2 separate regions of the Mus musculus genome follow, and region 2 is linked to region 1. A link is a contact called in ENCODE POLR2A ChIA-PET data. All regions are on one chromosome and are shown on one strand. The core of a region is the stretch at or near the end of the contact, and the rest is flanking DNA. Distances in the headings are between cores, read along the strand shown.

What was found. ChIA-PET counts read pairs that join two places held with the same protein, here RNA polymerase II (POLR2A).
Region 2: POLR2A ChIA-PET joins it to region 1 with 21 read pairs in embryonic stem cell. The contact joins the promoter of Ppp1r8 here to the promoter of Sesn2 in region 1. POLR2A ChIA-PET finds 5 or more read pairs at or near these places in 3 of 5 experiments (Patski and embryonic stem cell).

What each region holds. Positions count from the first base shown.
Region 1 is chr4:132,507,975-132,511,737 of GRCm38, forward strand. Sesn2 (sestrin 2) reads right to left here and starts at 2,482. Exons shown (of 10, transcript NM_144907.1): 1 at 2,090-2,482. The coding sequence starts at 2,179.
Region 2 is chr4:132,841,413-132,845,065 of GRCm38, forward strand. Ppp1r8 (protein phosphatase 1, regulatory subunit 8) reads right to left here and starts at 1,757. Exons shown (of 7, transcript NM_146154.3): 1 at 1,645-1,757. The coding sequence starts at 1,700.

The sequences.
Region 1 (3,763 bases), core at 1,232-3,731:
GAGTTTTGAGCACTAGAGTCTGGATGATCGGTACCCCATCTTCTCAGGATCCCACTTAAAACAGACATCTTTTCTTGAGGAGTAGAAGATGTAGAAAAAAATGTTGCAAACATTATCAGCTTTCCCCGAAACTGCAAAGTGACTTTCTTTTTCTTGTTTTTGTTTTTCGAGACAGGGTTTCTCTGTGTAGCCCTGGCTGTCCTGGAACTCACTTTGTAGACCAGGCTGGCCTCGAACTCAGAAATCCACCTGCCTCTGCCTCCCAAGTGCTGGGATTAAAAGCGTGTGCCACCACCGAGCAGAACAAAGTGACTTTCTTAAATCCAATGTGTAATCCTAACAGGCAGGAGGCTGAGGCAGGAAGATAGTCATAAGGTCAAGGCCAGCCTGAACTACAGAGTGAGACCCTGTCTCAAAGAGGATGGGCCTTCCTCTAAGGCATACCCAAGATCTACACAGACCACCTGAGATTTTCTTCCTACAGGCACAGCAGGCAGAGCGCTGTGCGGGCTCTCCTCCTCCCAGAGTAGAGAATAGACTCTGGAAGCCCCTTGAGAGGCACTGGGGGGTGGGGAGAGATGTCAGCTAAAGTCAGTCTTCCAGAAGCTAGCATTTTAAATACAAGGCCAGCCCCCCCCCCCCCGCAGTAAATATGTCCCAGGCACTCTTCATGCATTTGCTTGTATTTTAAGTTAATGTCCAACAACCTTTTAGAGATACTATCAAAATACCCGGTAAGAGACTGCAATCAAAAGCGATCGCTCAGCTGAGATAACCCATCCAGGGAGAAAGTGAAGGGTGGGACTGGAATCCAGCCCTCACCTCCCTCAGTGCTCTGGGGCGCTCACTAACAAAAACAACATTGTTCACAAGGCAGACAAAAGTTATCAGCAAAGAGGCTGAGGCGAGGTGTCCTTTCTGCATACAGATTCCTAAACCATATGAAGAAGCAACAGACTGATGGCTGCCTCCAACGACCCCCCCCCCCCAAGACATTTCCTCAGACATGGGCTGGTTTTAAGATCATACACCTTGGGACTACCACTGTACCTATTTCCAGCCCCGGCAATAGACCTTCCACACTGCTCTAGGCTTAGAAAATCAAAAAGGATCAGTATCTTCTGCAGTGCCAAGCATTCTCCAAAATCCTAGTCACACACAGTCCAGAGAATGAGGGCTAGGCCTCTCTCTGTCCCTTTCGGGCCTCAATTTTCTCATTCTGTAAAATGGGGTTAAAATACGTTTTGTATTTGCTGTCTTTGTCAGACAAAACCTATATCCTGGCATCTAGTAGGTGCTCCATACACGACATAGACTATGTCCACTATCGAGACTGCTGGGAGGGAGACGGGGGCTTTATACTGGCATTATACCTTGTCTCCCTGTGAAGTCTCTCTACGCTCTGAGGAGACAGCAAAACAAACTTTGAGGACCCCAGAACAATTTAATAGGAAGCAATCTATCAAGGGACCAAGGGTTATCCGCTTTCTCCCCTAGCTCTCTCAGGCTGCCGCCGCCGAGGATCAGGCCGCCAGCCAGACCCATAAAGCACTCGGACCAGTCTCCAGATCGGGGGTGCAGGTAAGGACTGAAAAAGGGAATCGACCTTCCCTGGTCAGTCCCAGGTGGTTTACTCCCTTCGCTGAGCGACAGGACCAGAAACCGATCCTAGAAAGAGCTCCCAGCCCGCCTGCCCCCACCGAGAGGAAGGGATTCTGCGGAAGGGGGCGGGGAGGAGGAGTGGTCGGGTCTCTCCGGCCGGGATTTGCCTGGACTTGAAGACGCTCGCTTTAGCAGAGAACAAACCCAAAGAGCCACGAGAAGGCGTCCCCTCTCATTGGCCAGGAGTCCGAAGGAGCCAGGGAGGGCTCCGCATCCCCCTCCCTCCCAGGGTGGTAGTGGGGAGGGTAAAGAGAGAGAGGGCAGTGGGGAGGGGAAGGGAGAGCGGAGGCTGCAGTTGATGCAACCCTAGCCCTAGCTTACGTGCTCTCAGACCCTAAGCCCGGGGGGAGCGCACCAGACTTAGACCGGGTCTGCCCGAAGCTCGGCGGTGGCTGGAGGAGAGCGGGTTCGCCCGGCTGTTGCTTACCTCTCGGGTCTCGGGGCCGGCCACACCACCCCTGGTGAACGGCAGGTAGCCCTTGATCTCGGAATGGCACTCGGAGTCCGCTACGATCATGGTGTACGCCAGGACCCGGCCGCGGCTCGTCCGCGCCTGGGACACCCGAGGGGTCTAGGTCGGGCGCGCACAGGAGGCCGGGACTAGGGGTCGCCGGGGAAGCTCGAGATCCCCGGGCTGTCTCTCGGGATTAGGAGAACCGGCGCTACGGCGATAGACACTCCTTTCAGCCCAGCTTGGAAAACTGCGGCCGGCCTCGGAGGCCTGAGATTGGCCGCGGCGCAGAGGTTTTCACGGCCCGGAGTGCCTCGGAAGTCCGCAGTGGCCAGCGCTGCTCGGGAAGCCGGCGCTCCTCACCATCCCCACCACGGAACTGCCAGCGCTCGCCCGGCTCTGTCAGCCCGCTGCGGTCCCTGGGGGAGGGCGGGGACACAAAAGTCCCACGGCGCAGCCAATCAGATGCCTGTTTCTCGGGGAGGCGGAGCCGACACCTCCCTCCGGAGCCAACCTTCCGTCCAATCAGCATCGACAAGCGCCTGGGAACTCTGGGAGCTGTAGTTGGCCTCGCACAGATGCTGCAAACTTTTGCATGAAGGCGTTAGTCAGGTCTCTGGCAATACCAGATGAGAGTGACAGCCCAAGGAGTCATTAGGGCTGCGTGATGAAACGGGACTTCACGGGGCTGGGCCAGACAGCCAGGTGTGAAATCCCTTCTGAGTAAGTTCTTCAGCTTTCCAGTTCCTGGAGGGACTGGTTAGGTCTGCAGAGAGTTCTAACCACACACATCCAGTTCTTCTAATTATAGATCAAAACCCACAAATTTGAAGCCAAGAGCCACCACCCTGTCCCCTCAGGCCCTGAGGGATCTGCACCTTCAGAAACACTAAACCAAGGAAATCACCTTATTTGTGGAGTCTCTGGAAAAGCCCTCACTGAAATACCCTTGACAATCTCAAATTTAATCTCAATCCTCATTGCTACAATTTCCCCTCTTCTGTCCTGCCTTGGGTGCCTTCACACCGCCTTCCACCCTCCAGGCACTCATGGAAACTTTGTAACTTAGGTGTTTGGCTTGATCTATTTCTCACTTCTCCCTCTGGCCACTCCTCTCTGACTCCTCTTTTTCCATCCACTCCCTAAACGTGGGTGCTCTCCTAGTTTCTGTTTTTAGCCCTCTTTTTCTCTAGACATTCACTCTCATGACTTCCCTACACTCACCTCTTCCATCCAGATCTCAGCACTTTACCCTTGATTCACCCATTCACTTCTACTCATCTCCTTCGCGGTTTTTCTTCAGGCCTCTCCCGTTTCAAGTTTCTCTTTATTCTGGTTAAGGAGTCCTAGACAGAGCTGGAGCTGATTAATCCTCTCAGTTCCTGCCTGAAATAGTCTTGAGTTTAGGCTTATGATACCAAAGGTGATCTCCTGACTTGGTCTAATGCCTTCTGTAGGGAAGGGAGTTCACCTGCATGCTCCTTAGAGCCCTAAACTCGGGCTGGACCTTTCTCTCTGTGTTTTAATACTTTCCATACTGTAACTTGTGTTGTCATATTCTGTGTATTTGTCTTATCTGAAAGTTTTTATTATAAACTTGTTGAGGGCAGTGTCTACATTTAGACTTTTTTTTTTTCTTTCTACCTTATG
Region 2 (3,653 bases), core at 507-3,006, 330 kb after region 1:
CATGTGAATTCCCACCAGAGGGACCATTGCAACTTCAAGGCCATCCTAGTTTGTATAACAGGTGAGTTCTAGATCATCTAGAATCACATATAGAGATCTTGCCTTAAAACAAATATATGTTAAAATAACCAAATAACAAAAATTGTTTGTTTGGGGGCTGATCAATATCATTCTCATCACAAAATAAACAAAAAAACATTACCCAGATGAACTCTTGGTACCAAATCAGAGATCTGTAATTAGGGAACTAGAGCAAATCAAAACCACGCCCACGAAACCAAGCTCCAAAGGGAGGGAGGTGTGGGGGCACCCTGAACAGGTGTTTGTGAAAAAAAATCTAAGTCATCAGACTGTTTTCTATACCTCGCTTCATCATTCAAGGGGATGGATGCTCAAATGTCAAATCACCTGACACAGTTCCTGGTATACACCAGACCCTGAGGTAATGACAGGTGATCTCAAAGAAAGAGTCTCTTTATATTTGGCTGGCCCAAATTTGAAATAAGTGCAGCCAGGGACCAGTGTGGATAAAGAATTTGTAGGCTGAAGCACATGGATATGTTAAAAGAATAAAGAAATCCAGGAAACAGCCAAGCATTCATTCGCTTCCTGGGCTTGTTCTTTTGAACCTTCCAGGGCCCTTACATTTGCACAGAAGAAACGATATCGAGTCTATCTCATTGAAGATTCAACACAGACATCTCACAGCTCCGCTCCAATCTCTCATGGCAGTGGCTAAAAGGACAGTGCATCGAACAAAAGCCCATTTGCTTCGAGATACAGATTAAAATGAACATTAAAGCCAAAATATTTTGTCTGAATATCCTACCATGTGATTGACTCAGGCCTAGGAGCTGAGCATGATGCAAGGGTTTTTGCCCTTGAAGATCTCAATGTAACAGAAGCCCGAGAGGTAACACGTTAATAACCAGGAAGAGCCGCAACAGCAGAAAGGGCTCTAACCCCGATGCATCCTCGTGCAAAGCAGTTCCTATTCATTCATCTTGCACCCCACTCAACGCGGAAACCATCCTACTACTTCTCTGAACTTCCCAGGGGATGAAAATGCTGTATGCTAACAACTTCTGCTGTCTTTTGTACCGGGTTTCGTGCTGGTCTGGTCAGAGAACAAGGGGGAACAGTCCCGCGCCATCCCTGCCCGCAAGGAGCACCTAGTCCGCTTGGAGGGTGCAGCAGCCACGGAGGGATGCAGCATCAGGTTGGACTGAGGTAGGGAAGCCAGCTCGTGCGCGCTCCAGACCTTCAGCACCCGGGGAAGGTTTGATGCTCCCCGAGAGCATCGGGCACTCAGTGATGAGTTAGGGCAAGTTAGGGGCCAAGGCCTGAAGCACCCCGGTGAGCGGCTGACCTCCCAAGCGCTGTATAAACTGAATACCTTCGAGCCCCCAAAACTCGGGTTTCCGCAGAGCCTGGGCCCCAGCTCCAGGATCCTCCACACGTCGCCCGGCCCCTCACAGCGGACAGTTTTCCCTCAATCATTCCAGGATCTTTCTGAGACGTTCGTTTCATCGCAAAAAAAAAAAAAAAAAAAAAAAGGAAGAGGAAAAAAAAATACAACCTTCTCCTTTCTGTCCGGGTTAACTCACGCCAAGCCGCTCCAGTCCCAGAAACCTCATTACTCACCAAGTCGGGCAGTCGAACAGCGGGAGGCTGGAGCCGGAGTTCACGGCTGCCGCCATCTTGCGTCTCCCCCTCCCATTTGGCGGGTCTGAAGCACGCCGGGAAACTAAGAGCTCGGGAGGGAAGAGGCGGCATCCCAGCAGCCTGTGCGCAGCGCGTGCGTGCGCACGCGCAACGCAAGGACGCTCTCCTGGGAGCGCCTCTGGCGGAGGGCATCAGGGGCTGGGTTTGAAGTCTGCAGTGTTTGCTGGAGAGGCTGGGGGCGGGTGTCTCCTTGGTCACGGGGTCAGGAGTGGTTTGTACCTTGATGCGGCTTTCGCGCTGCGTTTTCCGCCAGAAACCCTAGAGCTCTGCAATCTGCATTAACTCCCAGCTACCCACCCCCTCGGGCTTCATCTAGCGATAAGCAGGTGATGGCTAGAGATAAGAAGTGATGGCTTTTTTTTTCCCCCTTTTTCCAGCCTTCCTTCGAAACACTGCATCTGAAAACAGAATCCTTACTCATTTGTCCTTTCTGATCCCAAGTCTGATGTGTACGGCTCAGTGGTAGTGTGTTCAGCAGGCGCGAATGAGGCCACTGATTCAATTCCCCAAAACCAGTAATTTTCTTAGATCTGGGAGAATCTATAGATTAGGCGACTGTGTCAGAAATCATGTAGTCTGTTTTTGAAAACTTTGGACAAACTGCTGCAAGGCACAGACTCAAAAGGAAAAAAAGCCTCCAATTTTTAGTAACTTAACCAATTCTCAAAAATGTTTAATTCATGGCCCCTTAGGATTTTTCTCTGTGGGTCATAGTGACATAGGAAGCATTAGGGTTACCATCTTCCTCTAAGCCATTAGCTTGCTGGTTGTAATGGTTTTGTCTATTGAGTGCTTATGGGGAAGTATGTATTTCATATGGATCAGTTCACTTGGTATTCCCAAAACTCAAGACAGATTGATTCCAGAAGAGAGGCTCTAGCCTCACCTTACAAGGAGTGGTATTCGAACCTGAGTCTATGTAAAGCCAAAAGCCAGGCTCTACTAGTCCCATATGTTTCTGACAACATACCATTCCTTCGTATGCAGTGGATGGTCCTTTTTTCACTTTTGCAGAAAGATGGGATGATGACTTCACAGTTTTTAAAAGAAACAAATGGTTGGAGGGTGTGGCAGCACATATCTGAAATTCCATCTGCCTTTGCTTCCTGAGATACAGGGTTAAAGGTAGTCAACACTATGCCCTGCTAGACAGTAAAATTAATAATAATAATAATAATAAATTCTCCAGGTTTCAGTAAGCAACAGCAATAGAACATGTCATGGTTTGAATATGCTTGGTCCAGGGAGTGGCACTATTTGGAGGTTTGGACTTGTTGAAATAAGTGTATCATTGTAGGCTTGGGCTTTAAGTCCTGTATCCTGGCTACCTGGAAGTCAGTCTTCCACTAACAGCCTTCAGGTGAAAATGTAGAACTCTCAGCTCCTCCTGCACGATGCCTGCCTGGATGCTGCCATGCTCCAGCCTTGATGATAATGGACTGAACCTATGAACCTATAAACCAGCTCCAATTAAATGTTTTCAGCATAAGAGTTGCCTTTGTCGGGCTGGCGAGATGGCTCAGCAGTTAAGAGCACCGACTGCTCTTCCGAAGGTCCTGAGTTCAAATCCCAGCAACCACATGGTGGCTCACAACCATCCGTAATGAGATCTGATGCCCTCTTCTGGTGTGTATGAAGACAGCTACAGTTTACTTACATATAACAATAAATAAATCTTAAAAAAAAAAAAAAAAAAGAGTTGCCTTGGTCATGATGTCTGTTCACAGCAGTAAAAGGTTAACTATGACAGAAGTTGGTACTGGTAGTGGAGTAGTGCTGTGATAGGCCTGACCATGTTTTTGTCTGGAAGAATGTGGATTTTGGGACTTAGAATTTAGAAAGCAATGGAATGCTCTAAGTATTGCTTAATGGGCCATCCTAATAGGAATATGATGAGATTGATTTGAACTGTGCAGACCTGGCCCAAG